2 separate regions of the Homo sapiens genome follow, and region 2 is linked to region 1. A link is a contact called in ENCODE Hi-C data. All regions are on one chromosome and are shown on one strand. Each heading gives the region's core, a stretch centred on a gene start or an enhancer-like site at or near the end of the contact. The rest is flanking DNA. Distances are from core to core; before and after follow the strand shown.

Region 1 (4,445 bases), core at 599-3,098:
CACCTTATCGAAATAAGCAAATGTATAATCCAAAGCTTCAGCATCATCAAAACGCAGATTTCAAAAGATATTCGGAAAAGGTTAATTTCATTTCTTAAGTGGCAAGCAACTGCACTCATTTCCTGTTCAGATTCAATTCAAATTTCAGCCATTTCCTTTTAAAGGAAACAGTACAGCAACATAGGGCAGAGGGTCGATAATGCTACACTACCAAATCTAAAGAATAAAGTACCCGGAACTGGGTCTTGACACTCAAGATGAGCAATCAGCTTTTTATAGTACTCTTACACATTCAATAATTTGGCTTCCTTTAAAAAAAAAAAAGTCCACCTGTAAACTAAATAATGCGAAGAAAGCCCGTTTTGAAGAAAGGGCCTAGCAATACAATCATTTCAAGAGTTTTAATGCATTAGGCAATACGAGACTATTTACAACGAAATCAAACCATTTTAGTGGAATCTTGACTGTGCACGAGCATGTCACTCTGCCCCCAGTAATTAAGCTTATGTGGTGAGAGCTACCAGTATTAAAACAGAAAATACACAGGTAGCAGTGCAGCTGCGACATTACCAGGTAATTAAGCCTCCCCGAGGGTAGGTGGTTTCTGTATGGGGTAGGCCCTAAACGCCCAAGATCCTTCAACCCCTCTCTGAGATGTGTGCTTTGACAAAAGCAGCGTCTCCTAAAGGGAAAGGGTCAAGGAATAAGGTTCCAAAAGAAGGAAAATCTGGAGAGAGGGAGTGCGTACGGAGCTCTGGGCTTGGGGCCGACAGAGGTTACCGAGCCACCCACTGCAAAGGCGAGTTTGTGGGGCCTGCTGAAGAGAAGGCCTCGCCTAGGAGTTGCAACACACTCTTTCTCCAGTGCGCAGCGCTCGGCCTGGGGGAGGGGGAGGAGGGGAAACAGCTGCCAGGGGAGCGGCGGGCCCAGCCCGGCCCGGCCCGCTCACCGTCAGGGTGTCGTCTATGTAGAGGGGAATCTGCCTCCTCTCGAAGGGGAACTCCTCCTCCCCGTCCCTGCACACTGCCACGAGTCGCGCCATCGTCCCCGACGCTGCCGTTGCCACCGTCACCACCTCCTCCCAGCTGCCGCCGCCGCCGCCGCTGCTGTTTCTGCCGCCGCCGCTGCCGCCTCCTCCCAGCTCCTGCCTGCAACAGCCAAACCCCGCGAGCGTAAGCACCCGCCGCTGCGCAGCACATTCGCCACGGGGGGCAGGGAGCGGAGCGGGAGGGTACGGGAGAGCCGGGCTGCGTTTCCCATCACCCGATTCCACACACGCTCAGCCAATCAGCGCCCAGCGCCGCCGGGACCCGCCCCCCTCGCGCCGCGCTCCCTCCCTCTCTCCCGCCCGCCCGCCCGCCCGCCGGCCTCCAGTCAGGGTCCAAAGGAGAGGCGGAAGGGACCGGCCTGCCGGGGGCTTCCCCGCCCGCTGCAGGAGTCCCGGCCCCAGGACCCCACCCCTGGCCTGGGCCCCGCAGCCTGTTCCCCGCCGCCCGCCGCCCGGGTGCCCTCTGCCCCCAACTGACCCCTTCTCCCCGCTTCTGGGCGCACCCCGCCCAGTCGGCCCCAGGACTGCAGTTGCCCAGCGCGACCCCGCCCCTGGGAGGGATCGACCCCGCAGCGGCTCTGCGGAGTCCAGGGAACGGGGAGGCTCAGACCCTTTCCTCACCCTTCTCGGAGGAGGCTGTCGGTTCCGACCTTCACCGTTTTCGTGGTCGCCTCGCTAACTCCCACCTCTGCTCCCTGTTACTGGCTGACGAGGCCCGCGTCAGGGCCGGCGTGGGCGGGAGCGCAGCTCCGAATGTCGTTTCCTCTACGGGCAGTCAGCCGCTCGCGCCGCGGGGAGTGGAAGAAGGAGGGCGGGGGACGAGGGGAAGGTGGGGCCGGGCGGGGTCGGGCGCCGGGCGGGACCCACGTCCTCTCGCGAGACTGGGGCTGGCCGCGCTGGGGACCCCGCTGGAGAAATTTGCGCCCAGAGGGTGCGGGGCCGCCCTGGCCGTCCCGCCCGTGGGCCCGGCGCCCTTCTCGGAGCCCAGCCATTCCGCTAGACCCGAACTAGGACTGGTAGGAGGGGTGATCGGCCCAACCTCAGGCCCCAGCCGCGGGCCGGGAAGGCTTCCCCACGGACGAGGGGCAAGCCCCTCGACGTCAGGGTGTCGTCTATGTAGAGGGGAATCTGCCTCCTCTCAAAGGGGAATTCTTTCAGCGAGTCAAGCCCGTCTGATTCGGGGCTGACTCAGGGCAGAGGCCCAGAGAGGACCTGGATAGGTTGCGAGAAGTCGAGATCAGAGGGGGCGGAAGGCAGTGAGAAAAGGGAGACGAGCATCGGGGGGTGAGAGACAAACTCAGGTCTGGCTCTTGGCCCTTGACGCCACTGAATTCGCTTCCCACGGTGGGAAGAGGAGAAAAGGGCCCTGACACCGCGGCTCGCCAGGGGCCCGCTGCGTAGCTGCATCCCGATCCCGCTGAGGGGACAGCAAATAGTGAAGTGCTGATAGCTTGTGGTTGTCGTTACACTGGAAGGAAATAGAAAACCGGACAGTGGTGTGTGTGTGTGCGTCTTGGCCAAAGGAACTTCTTGGGCTGGGTTAATGTGAGCAGGTACTCCCTTGGGCGAAGTACTGGCACTGGCCAACGGCCTTTCCCTCTGGCCGTCTCCGAGGAAGCAGAGCTGCTGTGAAGACAGTTCCTCTCGCCACCGTGTGTTCAGTTCTGACCTTGAAGGTTTTGGAGGTCTGTTGTGAAGATATTTAGCCTATGAAAGTCCTGGTGATCTGAAGGACAGATCAATTTACTGCTCTATTTCCTGGAGCTGTGATACCTTTAAAAAAAGTATTTTGGGTCGGGCATGGTGGCTCACGCCTGTAATCCCAGCACTTTGGGAGGCCGAGGTGGGTGGATCACCTGAGGGTCAGGAGTTTGAGACCAGCCTGACCAATATGATGAAACCCCCGTCTCTACTAAAAATACAAAAATTAGCCGGGCGTGGTGGCATGTACCTGTAATCCCAGCTACTAGGGAGGCTGAGACGGGACAATCACTTGAACCCGGGAGGCGGAGGTTGCAGTGAGCCCAGATCGCGCCATTGCACTGCAGCCTGGGCAACAAGAGCGAAACTCCATCTCAAAACAAAATAAAGTATTTTGGTTATCACATGGAGTCTTAGAGATTCACAACAAATAACCCATAGTGCACCCTTAGCCATGTTGACTTAGTACATTGTGTGGTCATTGTTAGGGTCGGTGACATAATAAACGAAGAACCATTGTTCATTCCCGAAGGTGTCATTACCCGGCAAATATTTATGTCTTCTGGGCCGGGGTCATGGCTCACGCCGGTAATCCCAGCACTTTAGGAGGCGAGGTGGGTGGATTACTTGAGGTCAGGAGTTCGAGACTGGCCTGACCAACATGGTGAAACCCAGTCTCTACTAAAAATACAAAATTAGCCGAGCGTGGTGGCGCACGCCTGTTATCCCAGCTACTCGGGAGGCTGAGGCAAGAGAATCGCTTGAACCCGGGAGGCAGAGGTTGCAATGATCCGAGATCGCGCCATTGTGCTCCGGCCTGGGCGACGAGTGAAACTACGTCTCAAAAAAAAATTTTTTTTATGTCTTCTGGCCATGTTAGCAGAGTAGAAGAGTGAGTATTAGCTTGAATCTAATACGTATGTATGATGTTCATATACATAGCCAAAATTTGGACATTTTTAGAGAATCTTGCGTTTTATGTAAAAAACAAAACAAAAACCAGGACGGGGGCGGCGGCTAACACCTGTAATCCCAAGACTTTGGGAGGCCAAGGCGGGCGGGTCACTTGAGGTCAGGAGTTCGAGACGAGCCTGGGCAACATGGAGAAAACCTGTCTCTACTAAAAATACAAAAATCAGCTGGGCGTGGTGGCGAGCACTTTTAATTCCAGCTACTCCGGAGGCTGAGGCAGAAGAATCGCTTGAACCGGGAAGGCGGAAGTTGCAGTGAGCCAAGATACTGTGGCCTTCAGTATCTAGAGGTGCTCCTACAGTGGTACATCAATTAATGTACCCACTTTAAACCTTTTTTTTTTTTTTGAGACGGAGTCTCACTCTGTCGCCCAGGCTGGAGTGCAGTGGCGCTATCTCGGCTCACTGCAAGCTCCGCCTCCCGGGTTCATGCCATTCTCCTGCCTCAGCCTCCCGAGTAGCTGGGACTACAGGCGCCTGCCACCACGCCCAGCTAATTTTTTGTGTTTTTATTAGAGACGGGGTTTCATCGTGTCAGCCAGGATGGTCTTGATCTCCTGACCTCTTGATCCGCCCGCCTCGGCCTCCCAAAGTGCTGGGATTACAGGCGTGAGCCAACGTGCCCAGCCTAAACCTTTTAGACTTCATTAGGATTCTGGTTGGTAAAGAACATTAAAAATGACAAGCTCATTATATAGGTGCTAATTTTAATTACTTTGACTACT
Region 2 (4,445 bases), core at 818-3,317, 1.3 Mb before region 1:
AGGAAAGAAGGAAGGGCAAGAGGGAGGGAGAAAGATATTAAGGGACAAAATACGAAAGTAAATAGAACCAGTCAGGTGTGGTGGCTCACACCTGTAATCCCTTCACTGAGAGGCCTAGGCAGGTGGATTGCTTGAGCCCAGGAATTGGAGACCAGCCTAAGCAACATGATGCGACCCCATCTCTACTAAAAATACAAAAAATTAGCTGGGCATGGTGTCGTGTGCTTGTAGTCCCCACTACTTGGAAGGCTGACGTGGGAGGATCACCTGAGCCCAGGAAGTAGAGGCCGCAGTGAGCTGTGATTGGAGCACTGCACTCCAACCTTGGTGACAGAATGAGACCCTGCCTCAAAAAGAAAAAAGTAAGTAGAACCATTCATCAACTGATAAATGGATAACTGTAGTATCTCTATGCAATGGATTCAATGGGATATTGGGCCATAAAAAGAAATTAAGTAGTAATACATTCTATAACATGGAAGAGCTTGGAGACATTATGCTAAGTTAAAGTAAGTCCACCAAAGAGACCACATATTGCATGGTTCCATTTATATGAAATGTCCATATGCAGATATGAAATGTCCAAAGGCAAATCCATAGAATAGCAAATAGATGAGTGATTACCATCTTATCTGTTGGGGACTGGGGAGGAGAAACAGGAGCAGCTGCTCACGGTCATAGGGTTTCTTTTTGGGGCAATGAAAATGTCCCAGAATTAGACAGAAGTGATGGTTGCACAACCTTGTGAATATATTAAAAGCACTGAATTGTACACTTTAAAATGGTGAATTTTATGGCATGTAAATTACATAATAAAGTTTAAAATAAAATAAATGAAAATTTGCAAAACTCAATACAACCCGATCTGTACCTTCAAGGAGCTCACAGTGTACTGGGGGCACCATTTCGGTCCAGGTGACTATAAGCCTCTCCCCTTGTCTGTAAACTCTATGGGGGTAGGAGCCATAAGTGTCTTGTTCATTCTTGTGCCCAGCACCTGGTAGGATCTCAGTAAGCACTCACTGAATGAAGGAGTCAGTATGTGAAGTCTTGAGACAAGTATATGTACAGGAGCTCTGGGGCCACAGAGGAGAGGCTAACTGTATTTATTTATTTATTTATTTACTTATTTATTTATTTAGTTTTGAGACAGAATCTTGCCCTGATGCCCAACCTGGAGTGCAGTGGTGCCTTCATAGCTTACTGCAGCCTCAAACTCAAGCATCCGCAGCAGTGGGGACTACAGACATGCACCACCGCGCCCAGTCTTTTTTATTTTTGTAGAGATGAGATCTCTCTATGCTGCCCAGGCTGGTCTCGAACTCTCAGCCTCAAGCAATCCTCCCACCTTGGCCTCCCAAAGTGCTTGGATTACAGGTGTGAGCCACTGCACTTGGCCAGAGAGGCTAACTTTCTAAGGCATTCAGAAAAACCACAGGCTCTGATGTGGACAAGATTTAACAAATCATGACACCATAAAGATTTTGAAAACTCTCCCTAGTGACTAATCCAGGCAGTTCCAAGTCCCCAGGCAAAGCCCTGAAAAGGTGGCTGCTTCTAGCCCACTGCCCATTCCCTGTGCTCGGCAACCACTTTCTCTTGAATACCCACAAACTCCTTGGGGAAATGTGGTCTACCCTATCCCAAGAACTCATAGTCTAGAGAAAGGGATGAATCTGCACACCCCCTAACACCCTACCTCTGCTGCTGCAGTATGCTGAGAAGGAGAGCAAAGGGATGTGCCCCAGGGCCATGACTAGCAGGTCACAGCCCTGGAGCAGCTTTGGTGACATCATATCAGTATGAGGGGCCTTGAAGCACAAAGGAATGAATTTATTCTGAAATACAGTTTCTGGGTTGGTCCATCTCCACTATTCCTCCTACAAATGGTTGTGTGTTTTCTTCTTCCTCCTTTCAAGCGGGAGTGCTTCATAGGTCCTTAGATCTAGCCTTTAAGGTCATCAAGTCCCCAGTAAGACCCCCAGGTGACCTGACTACTCAAAGCTAAGTGCTACTAAACAAAAAAAAAAATGAAAACTGCTTTTTGACTTCCTGAGCCACCCAGAAGGAAGTGAATATTTTTTTAATCTAGTTTCAAGTACCTAAAAATACTGGGCAGCTCTGGCTGGAAACTGTCACAGATACAGAAAGGACTCAGCAGAGAGCTCTTGATCACAAAAGTGAGCTTAGCGGGGGAAAGAAATCTACCCAACTAAGCACTGCAGTCTTGGCAGATCAGAAGTGGAAACGCAAAGGACTTGTAGGCGCACAAGGCTGGATGTAGTAACAGCCCAGCTATGTCAGCTTAGGAAGGTAAACTCTGAGCCTCATGTGTAACAAGAGGATATAGTGCCCACCTCACTGTGTCATTTTTAGATTACAAAGATTATGGGTGTCAAAGCATCCTGATTAAGGTCTGGCAAATAAGAGACAGTAAACTGCAGGACTTGTTTTTCATTGTTGCTGTTACTATTATAATTATACCTTGTAAATTTGGAAAGTATTTGGAAATAAATTTTTCATCAAAAAACTGTCTCTAATCCTCCAGTGTATTCTAAAACCTATTCAAAGAACAAATTGAGCCCTGGATCTTTATCCTGGACTAAATTGCAAATAGCGTTTCTATGCCGTTTTGTAATGAGTACGTTGTGATAAAATCACAGAACATCAGACACCGGATTTTAGACATCCACTCCCCTGCCTTTCAGCCTTGTCTGTAAAACAAAACAAAATACAACAAAGCACCAATGAGCCGCAGTGGATAGGCTGAGAAGGAGATTTTGGCCCTAAAATGTCTCAAACTTCACGTGAAATCTGATTTCAATCTTTATTTCTTATTAAAATGTCAGCTTTGCAGGAATGCACTACTTTAACACCTGATAGAAGTAGAAACTCACATGGTTTCAACAGAAGAAGGAGGAAGAGGGGGAAGGAGGGAGAGGGAGAATAAGTGGTAGCAATAGCAACTGCTCTGCACCAAATAGCTCTGATCTTGGCTAGCTACTAACTTTTGAATTTCTCTGGAAAATCAAGGGCGATGCATTACACATAGGAGTTCTAGGAACCAGGTTTACCAAGTTTGATTTACCTAACTCATCAATTAGCACATGCTTCCCCACAACCCCGCTCCCCCAACCCCACCACCACCAGTGACCAAACACTATTTGGAGGTTGTCTTCTCCTTGTCTGCCTTCTAAATCCTGCCCACCCTTTAGGGTCCAATCCCCATTCCCATGAAGTCTCCAGAAATGATTCACCATTCTTTTGCTTTGATGAACTCAGACTGACAGAAACTTAAGGTTGAAGTGGACAGTGGAGTTTCTTACCCACCCTCAAATACTGCAAAATTCCCGAGCCATCACCACCTGTGCTGAAATATCTCTGGTAACAGAGAATGCATCGCTGAACGTGGCATTCGTAGGTTCTGTTGCTGACTGCTAGAAACAGCAGAACCAAACTCAGTTTCCCTGCTACTTCCATTCATAGAGCCCCAGTCAGCCTCAGGGCCACAGAGGGTAGATGTCATTCCTCTTCCTCAGCAGGCTGGCTTCAGGACCCTGGACTCAGAAGGGCACTATGTGACAGGCTCTGCTTTAGCCACAGGGCATTCAATTCAGGGGTGTTTAAGTCATGGTCCCTGGCCCCACCCCCTGCATTTGGAGTGGGTGGCAGACAAGGAAGCAGATTATAAACAAGAGGTTCTCAAAGTGTGATCCCTGGACCAACACCAGCAGCAGCACCTGGGAACGTGTCAGAGATGCCGAATCTCAGAGCCCCACCCCAGACCTGCTGAGTCAACAGTGTTGGAGGTAGGCCCAGAAATCTGTTTGAAGGAGCTCACCAGGTGGCTCTGATGCACACTCAAGCTTGAGAACCACTGACATAACACAATATTATGCAGCCGCTGAAAATTGTGTTTCAAAAGATACTTAATGACATTGGAAGATGATCCTGATACAATGATAAACTAGTGGGGAGAATCAGTTTACAAAATTAAGTATAAAATATGACAATTTGGGGAAGCAGAAACTACAGAGAGAAAAGTGCTGGAAATAAATACTATCAAATATTCATAGTGGCTCTCTCTGGAGCTAAGTTAGTTTATATTTTCTTTTTTTTTCTGTGAGACAGTCTCACTCTGTCGCCAGGATGGAGTTCAGTGGCGCGATCTCGGCTCACTGCAACCCCTACCTCCCGAGTTCAAGTGATTCTCCTGCCTCAGCCTCCTGAGTAGCTGGGATTACAGGCGTGCGCCACCATGCCAAGCTAATTTTTTGTAGTTTTTAGTAGAGACAGAGTTTCACCATGTTGGCCAGGATGGTCTTCATCCTTGACTTCATGATCCAACCAACTTGGCTTCCCAAAGTGCTGGGGTTACAGGCATGAGCCACTGCGCCTGGCCTATATTTTCTTTTTTATGTTGCTCCATGCTGTCTATATTTTCC

What was found. Hi-C counts contacts between places; a loop is a spot of excess contacts on that map. Pooled maps may share reads with other maps.
Region 2: a loop to region 1 is called in a pooled map, with 7 times the contacts of the local background. The contact joins the enhancer-like site here to the promoter of GGNBP2 in region 1. A Hi-C loop is called at or near these places in 3 of 37 single-sample maps with no recorded cell type and 3 of 50 pooled maps.

The regions. Positions count from the first base shown.
Region 1 is chr17:36,542,322-36,546,766 of GRCh38, reverse strand. GGNBP2 (gametogenetin binding protein 2) reads right to left here and starts at 1,848. Exons shown (of 14, transcript NM_024835.5): 1 at 1,670-1,848; 2 at 950-1,148. The coding sequence starts at 1,042. It also overlaps a transcript of MYO19 not described here.
Region 2 is chr17:37,818,198-37,822,642 of GRCh38, reverse strand. No RefSeq gene overlaps it. Among named protein-coding and RNA genes, the nearest start is that of HNF1B, 75 kb to the right of the region's middle. Within about 2 kb of position 2,067, at least 5 of the 41 ENCODE cell types and tissues checked have a DNase peak (open chromatin) inside an H3K27ac peak, as active enhancers do.